2 separate regions of the Homo sapiens genome follow, and region 1 is linked to region 2. Evidence: chromatin contacts called from ENCODE Hi-C or POLR2A ChIA-PET data. All regions are on one chromosome and are shown on one strand. Each heading gives the region's core, a stretch centred on a gene start or an enhancer-like site at or near the end of the contact. The rest is flanking DNA. Distances are from core to core; before and after follow the strand shown. Region 1 has its middle 8.3 kb from the start of DRAP1. Region 2 holds the start of EHBP1L1 (EH domain binding protein 1 like 1).

Region 1 (4,078 bases), core at 234-2,733, 350 kb before region 2:
ACCCATTCTCTGTTGCTTATAACAGAAAACCTGGAACTGGGTAATTTATTTAAAAAACGGAGTCTTGCTCTATCGCCCAGGCTGGAGTGCAGTGGTGCGATCTCGGCTCACTACAACCTCCACTGCCCAGGTTCTCGCAATTCTGCAGCCTCAGCCTCCTGAGTAGCTGGGATTACAGGCACCCACCACCACATCCAGCTAATTTTTGTATTTTTAGTAGAGATGGGGTTTTGCCATGTTGGCCAGGCTTGTCTTGAACTCCTGATCCCAGGTGATCTGCCTGCCTCAGCGTTCCAAAGTCCTGGGATTACAGGCGTGAGCGATTGCACCCGGCCACATGTGCTGTCTTGAGTCTCACGGCCACCCCTGACCAATGGCTGTGGGGAGGGTATCTTGACCAGCGGTCCTGGAGGTGCCACCTGGTTGGAGTGGGGTGGGCGTCAGTTCTCTAGGGATACGGATATGATTTGGGGTGGCCTGAAGGAAGAAGGGCAGGGCAGACCCATGCACAAAAACATGCCCACCACGTACCTACCACGTGCCAGGCCCTGTGAGACATCCTGGAGACACAGACGTGAATCCGACAGGCCCTGTGTCCCCAAGAGGGGCGCTTTCCAGAAGTGGAGGTGAAACCTGCAAGCACAGTTATCCCAGCCAGAGCATGGGAAGAAACTTGGAGAGGGGACAGGTGAAGGACTTGGGGAGTTCAAAGGATGAGGAGGGACTCTAGGTTCTGGCCTTGAGGAAGTAAGGTGAACTGAAATTGCCCTTTTTCTACAAACAGCTAAGAAACTGGACAAAGCACAGGAAACAAGTGTTTTCAGATATTAGACAAAGGGCAGCTCAGGGCTGTGATCCCTGAAAAACGGAAGATAAAGGGGAGGAGCCCTGACATTGCATAGGTGATTTTCCTACCACTGCACTGGGAGGGCAACCGTTGTTCTCACCGAGTTAAGAAGACGAGACCAGAGTTTGGGAAGGCTCATCTTCAGGGCTTCTGATCTAACTGAAGACAGGCCCAGATATGGGTATTTTAAAGTTCCCCAGGGTCGGCCGGGCACAGTGGCTCAGGCCTGTAATCCCAGCACTTTGGGAGGCCGAGGCGGGTGGATCACTTAAGGTCAGGAGTTTGAGACCAGCCTGGTCAACATGGTGAGAACTTGTCTCTACTAAAAATACAAAAAATTGCCAGGCGTGGTGGCGAGTAGCCTCCCCAGCTACTGGGGAGACTGAGGCAGAAAGGAGAATCACTTGAACCTGGGAGGCAGAGGTTGCAGTGAGCCAAGATCGCGCCACTTCACTCCAGTCTGGGAGACAGAATGAGACCCTGTCTCAAAAAAAAAAAAAAGAAAAAAAGAAAAAAAAGCTCCCCAGGGTTCTAAGATGTAGCCAGGGTTGAGAACCACTAGGCTAATCTGCAACTCCAGACAAAGGCGGAAGGGGGGCAGGGAACCCACAAAACAGAAACCAAACTCTAAGAAAACGGGTAAGAGGAAAGTGAAACCGACTCTGGGCACCAGGCTGGAATGGAAGAGCATCTGTGGCTAAAAACAGGGCAGCCGCACCCCCCTGGAGGAACCAGGGCCCTGCCCACCCACTTGCTTGCTGCGGCTTCAACACGCTGGCCTCCTCGGGGTCCCCTCTCCCCACTACCCCTGGAGAGGCGTGAATGTACCTATTTGTTTACCATCAGTCTGCTGCCCCTTCCCCCAACTGGACTGAGCTAGGGAGCAGAGGCTCTGTGTGTTTTCTCTGAGTTCACCTTCCCCAAGCCCAGAGCAGGGCCCGGCACAGAGTAGGTACTCAGCAAATATTTCTTGAGTGACTGAATGAAGACAATGTATGATCCCATGAATCCTGCAGGGCCATGCTTTACCCTGCCCTATGTGATGCTGTCCCCTGAGGTTGGGCCCATTCTGACAATGTCTTTTCTGTTTTTTCAACACAGGGTGCATAGAATCAAGCAGACATGCGCCTTAGTTTGGGGCACTCCATGCAGCCATAGGGCCCTGAAAAGCTTCCCTTTTCTTTTCTTTTTTGTTTGTTTGTTTGTTTGTTTGAGATGGAGTTTCGTTCCTGTTGCCCAGGTTGGAGTCCCATGGCACGATCTTGGCTCACCGCAACCTCCGCCTCCCGGGTTCAAGCAATTCTCCTGCCTCAGCCTCCCGAGTAGCTGGGATTACAGGCATGCGCCACCATGTCCGGCTAATTTTGTATTTTTAGTAGAGATGGGGTGTCTCCATGATGGTCAGGCTGGTCTGGAACTCCCAACCTCAGGTGATCCGCCCACCTTGGCTGCCCAAAGTGCTGGGATTACAGGCTTGAGCCACCACACCCAGCCTAAAGCTTCCCCTTTCAATGGACTCTCCCCTTCCCTGCATCCCAGTCCTACTCCTGCTGCTTTGAGCCACGACATCCCCTTGTCTGTTTAGTACATGCCCTTCCAATCTGCTTTCCAGGATCTTATTTCCATAAATGTCCATAACAGCAGGCACCATTTATTGGGTGCTTACTGTATGCCAGGCACTGTGCTGAGCGACTTACATATCATATCTCATGAAACCATCACATGTCCCTGAAGGAGGTGCTATTATGATCCCCGTTTTACAGATTAGAAAATAGAGATAGGCTGGGCAAGGTGGCTCACGCCTGTAATCCCAGCACTTTGGGGGGCCGAGGCGGGCGGATCACCTGAAGTCAGGAGTTTGAAACCAGCCTGACCAACATGAAGAAACCCTGTCTCTACTAAAAACAATACAAAATTAGCCGGGTGTGGTGGCGTATGCCTGTAATCCCAGCTACTCGGGAGGCTGAAGCAGGAGAATCGCTTGAACCTGAGAGGCGGAGGTTGTGGTGAGCCGAGATAGCACCACTGCTCTCCAGCCTGGGTGACAAGAGAGAAACTCCGCCTCAAAAAAAGAAAAGAAAACAGAGGTAGAGGCCAGGTGGGGTGGCTCATGCCTGTAATCCCAGCACTTTGGGAAGCTGAGGAGGGTGGATCACTTGAGGTCAGGAGTTTGAGACCAGCCTGGGCAACAAAGTGAGATCCCATGTCTCAAAAAATATATATATACATATATATATGTGTGTACATATATATACACACACATACACACACACACATATATATACACACATATATAGGCACACACATATACATATAAAAATACATATATTTGTGTATATAGAGACATATACATATATATTTGTATCTATACGGTCTCGTCCATGTTCTGGAGCCGAGCATCCCTGTAACTTGGAAGGAATGGCCTCAGGTGTGGCGGGATAGGTTGTTAACTTCACCTCTCCATGCCCTGTTCCACACACACACCTGTGTTTAAGTCCAGACCCACCCTAATCAAAGGCCCTGTACCAAAAAGGGGAGGGACCAGACCCGTGGTGGAGGGTCTGGATCACAAGTACCATTCCCTTGCCTTTCTTTTATTTATTTATAAAAGAAAACAGGCCAGGCACGGTGGCTCATGCCTGTAATCCCAGCACTTTGGGAGGCCGAGGCTGACGGATCACTTGAGATCAGGAATTTGAGACCAGCCTGGCCAACATGGCTAAACCCTGTCTCTACTAAAAACACAAAAATTAGCCGGGCATGGCGGCACGCACCTGTAGTCCCAGCTACTCAGGAGGTTGAGGCAGGAGAATCGCTTGAACCTGGGAGGTGGAGGTTGCAGTGAGCCAAGACTGCTCCACTGCACTCCAGCCTGGGCGACAGAGAGAGAGATTGTCTCAAAAAAATGAAAAGAAAAAGAAAAAAGAAAACAGAGGTAGAGACAGCTTAAAGTCACTTGTCCAAGGTAACAGAGTAAGTGGCAGAAATGCCGTATAAAGGATTCTCATGTATGTCTGCGTTTTTTGTTTCTTGTTCTCTATTTGACTATTTGTCACTCAGCACTCTGCATTTAAGCTCTATCCCTGTTGCCTTCTGCCCAGGCAGTTCTCCATTGATGGACACTGATTTTTCTGCCACCTCAAACCATGCCTAGGACACATCTCTCTGCTTGTGAGAGGTTTAACCCAGGAGTGGACCTGCCAGGGGACACACAACTGCCAAAATGCCCTT
Region 2 (3,765 bases), core at 610-3,109:
TGGGGTTTGCCCAGCTCACTGTTCGTCTGAGGCCAAGCCAGGATAAGTGCCTCTCTGTTAACCCTGAGGATGCTGAGGCCCACAGAGGTTTGGAGCCAAACAAGTTTACACGGTTGAGCCTAGAGCCCTCCAACCCAGAGCCAAGTTCCCTTCCCCAAGCCCAAATTGCCAGCGATGGCAGAGCAAGGGTAACTAAGGGGCCTTCCCAGAAAGGGGAAGCGGACAGGGGGTGCCTAGGGAGGGCAGGGCTTGGCTGGGCAGCCTGACTCAGGCTGGGCACGCCCTCCTGGGAAGCTGCAACCTGGGCAGGGGCAGCTTCCCGGCCTGGGCTCCAGGCTAAGCAGCCCAGGAGGCCCTACCCACAGCCGCCTGTGACTCAGCTGCGTTGACACTGCCGGCACCCTCAGCCTGCTGTGCCCAGTGTTTCCCTGGCCTCCCGCAGGATGCTGGAGCAGGAGCCAGAGGCCAGAGTTCAAGTGCCAGCCCCCAAGCTCTCCCAGGCTCTGCTGAAAGATGTGAATGGCCCTCTAGCAGGCCCAGTGTGGGCAAGGCCAAGGATATGGCAGCTGCCCAAGGGACCCCAGCCTCCTGCTTACTCCCCTCCCCCTGGACCCCATGGTCCCTTCCTGCCCCAGCCCTTCCCCTGGGGAGCCTAAATTTAGCCCCGCCTGGCGGGTGAGGCCCCCACAGCTGTGCCCTAATCCAGCCAAGGGAAGCTGACACCAGCAAGCACGTATATTTAGGGTGTGACGCAGGGGCCTGGGCAGCTATGGGTGGCGGCATGTGAACGAGATGCCCCTGAACCTGTTGGTAGTCCAGGCTGGGGCCTGCACCCTCTGGTGAATCACCCCTCACCCTGCCACCTTGCCCTCCGCAACCCTCTCCTCCCGGACCCACAACCTCCTAGGTCCTCAGGCCCCTTTAAGCTGCTCCCCGCCTCCCTCCTCAATCCTCCCAGCACTCAGTTTCCCCTTTTAAGGACATTGTGGAGATGTTTCCAGCCTCCCAGCACTCTGGCTGAAGAGGCGGGAGTTGGAGGGGTTCTTCTGGCTCAACAAGATGGCAGGGGAGGAGGGGGCAACATCTCTGTTCTTAGCTGGACTAAGTAAGGTCAGGGAGGCTCCTGCCCCAGCCCTAGCCACCTGCAGACCTCAAAACTTGATCCCTTTTCCAATGCCACCCTGAACCACCTTTCTGGCACAAGACATGCGGCCTCCCTCCCCCAGCCCTGACCGCAGCTGAGGAAGGAGTGGACACAGGCAGAACCTCAGGCCTGAAAGTCCTGACCCCCGCGCAGGGAAGGCTGCCCACGCCCCCAACTCCAGGGGTCCCACAAATTGCAAGGGCACTTCTGAATCTCCGAGCCTGGGAACGGAACCAGGGCCCAAGCTGGGGTGGGGGCCCATTTGGTCATTGGGCTGGGGGGGCAGAGTCCTCTCAGGCTCAAAGGGCCGGATGAGGTCCCAGCAAGTTCGGGGGAGCCCCCCCGCCTCCCTCCCACTCACCATTTCTTGGTGCACTCCAACACTAGCTCGTGGTAACAGGCCACGAACTGGAACTTGGCCGCCCGCTTGCCCACGCGCTGCAGGCGCTTCCACACCGAGGTCATGGCCCCCGCCACCCCGCCGCCCACTTCTCAGGCCCGGGGCTCCCGCTGGCCCGCCACCGCTGGCCCGGCCCGGGTCCCCATGGCCTGTCCGCGCCGCCCGCCCCGTCCGTGCGGAGGTGTCCCAGGCTCCGACCCGGGACCGCGCTCTCCGCTGCCGCCGCTGGGGCCCGCAGGGTGGTCTGGCTGAGTCTGCGGGGTCGCCTGGGGCGCGTCGGGTGGCGAGCGCGGAGCTGGGAGCGCGCCGTTTCCTGGAGCCGCACCCCCGTCGGAAGGCGGGCGGGGCTCCGGCGCGGGGCGGGGGCCGGGGCAGGAGCGCGGGGGCGGGGCGACCCGGCTTCCGGGGCCTCGCGCCGCGACCCGGGAGCGGGAGCGGGGGCGGGGGAGGGGGGCGTGGAAGGGGTGTCGCCCGACCGCAGTGCCCGCTCGGTGCGCGCAGAGGCTGCGTGGAGAGAGGGCAACCAGCAACTTGGTGCCACCCTAGAGAGCGCTGCCCGGGCCGCCTTCCTTCCTGCCCGCAGCCCTGGGAGGTACGTACTACTGGCCCCCTTTCAACGGCTGGGAAAACTGAGACCCAGAAAGGGGAAGGGACTTGCTCAGAGTCATACTGTGAATGTGGACGAGGACCAGCTCTCAACTCCAAGGTGCAGCCACCCACGTCTTAACCAGAGCAGGAAGGCGTCAGTAACCTCGGTGGCCCAACCTCAGAACCTGACTCTGCTGTCAAGGGGGAAGATAATCCCAAACCCCGACAAGTAGCTGGAGAATCATAACTGACCTCCAACCAAGTGTGACTTTGGGCAAAGCGCTAACACTCTGAGCCTCAGTTTCAACGTCTATTAAATGGGGATAATTGTAGTTCCGCCTTTTAGGGAATCCCTGAGAGGATGAACCTCAGAAGGCATTTAGCAGAAAGCCTGGCTGATTTTGCCATGCCTCCTTATTAAATGGGATGCGCTATAATGGATGGGGAAAACGTGTCATTTTTGTGTATGTTTACTCTCCCTCCCCAGGAAAGCCTGCCTGGAGCGTTAGCAGCTGTGAACCCCTAGATTAGAGCCCTTATCGCCTACCCACCCGCCCTGCATGGTAATGAGCCTCTGCAGGTGTCAGCTGCCCTGGGGCAATAGGTCAGTTTGTTCCTTCCCGCTGCTCTGCAAGGTGTGTAAATGGACAGGAGCCCGGTGCGTGACTGCTACTTGGTTTAACGGGATGTCTGAGTGCCAGGACTGCCATCTGGGCTGCATCTCCAGGAGGCAAATGGCTGCAGCAGGGCGCGGGGATGTGCTGTTCGTCCGCACACCTCGGTGTGCGGCTTCACCTCTTTTCAGGAGGTTGTGAGGTGTCGTGTGCGCGTGTAGGGGGCTGAGTACCCACTGTCTCCGAACGTGCTGGCTTCTTCCGGTGGGCTTGACAACTGGGTTTGGTTCTCAGTCCCAGCGGTGTGGGTCCCCGGTTTCCTAAGAAACCTTCCACAGATAACTGTAAAGACCGCTAGTGCTGTGGGGAGAGCCGGCGGTCTTCACAGACTGAGCGGGGAATACGGGTCCCTGGAACCCCAATCAAACTTCACCGCCGCGGAGTCTCATGCTTGGCCTCCGGGAAGGCCCGAGGTGCCGCGACTTCACTCCCCTCGGCCTCTGCCACCCCTCCCTCCCACCCGCGGGGCGTGAGGTCCCAGGCCGTTCCCGGAGGCGCCTCCCCCGCCCCCGCCGGGGCCCCTTGCTCCGGCGACTCCGGCCACCCATTTCCTGCGCCGCCTCAACCCCGCCCCGCGCGGGGTGGAAAGTTTCCCTCCTCAAGGTGGGCGGCTCCTTCTCCTTCCTTCCCGGCAGGCAGGGAAAGCCCGAAGCGAACTGGGAGGAGGGAGCGGGGGACTCGGAGGTCGCGGGCGAGAGAGGGGAAGTGACTCGACCGCAGTCACCCGGCGGCTGAGCCAGGCTCGGCCAGCAGGCAGCGCCCCCAGCCCCGCCCCGGCGGGACGGCAGGGCCTTCACTCGGCGCGGGGCGGGGGGGGAGGGGGTCTCGGGCGCCACCTGCTGGCAGAGCGCGGGGCCGCACCTGCCACAAACACCGCGGTCTTCCCGCCCCAGAGCCAGCCAGGCAGAGCACAACGACGCTGAGTGTATTTATTTATCTACGCGCCCTGGAGACCGGCC

The links. Hi-C counts contacts between places; a loop is a spot of excess contacts on that map. ChIA-PET counts read pairs that join two places held with the same protein, here RNA polymerase II (POLR2A). Pooled maps may share reads with other maps.
Region 1: a pooled map shows a loop between it and region 2 (4-fold over the local background). The contact joins the enhancer-like site here to the promoter of EHBP1L1 in region 2. A Hi-C loop is called at or near these places in 2 of 168 maps with a recorded cell type or tissue (heart right ventricle and naive thymus-derived CD4-positive, alpha-beta T cell), 7 of 37 single-sample maps with no recorded cell type and 15 of 50 pooled maps. POLR2A ChIA-PET finds 5 or more read pairs at or near these places in 6 of 52 experiments (GM12878, H1, IMR-90 and 3 more).

What each region holds. Positions count from the first base shown.
Region 1 is chr11:65,925,661-65,929,738 of GRCh38, reverse strand. No RefSeq gene overlaps it. Among named protein-coding and RNA genes, the nearest start is that of DRAP1, 8.3 kb to the right of the region's middle. RefSeq lists enhancers at 1,327-1,621, 1,336-1,765 and a cis regulatory region at 1,302-1,867. Within about 2 kb of position 1,483, at least 11 of the 41 ENCODE cell types and tissues checked have a DNase peak (open chromatin) inside an H3K27ac peak, as active enhancers do; they include GM12878, where a contact is called at or near this core.
Region 2 is chr11:65,574,147-65,577,911 of GRCh38, reverse strand. EHBP1L1 (EH domain binding protein 1 like 1) reads right to left here and starts at 1,859. Exons shown (of 19, transcript NM_001099409.3): 1 at 1,506-1,859. The coding sequence starts at 1,609. It overlaps FAM89B (family with sequence similarity 89 member B), which reads right to left. Exons shown (of 2, transcript NM_001098785.2): 2 at 3,722-3,765. RefSeq lists silencers at 240-534, 1,585-1,684, 1,745-1,804, 1,815-2,234, 3,255-3,765 and an enhancer at 2,745-2,884.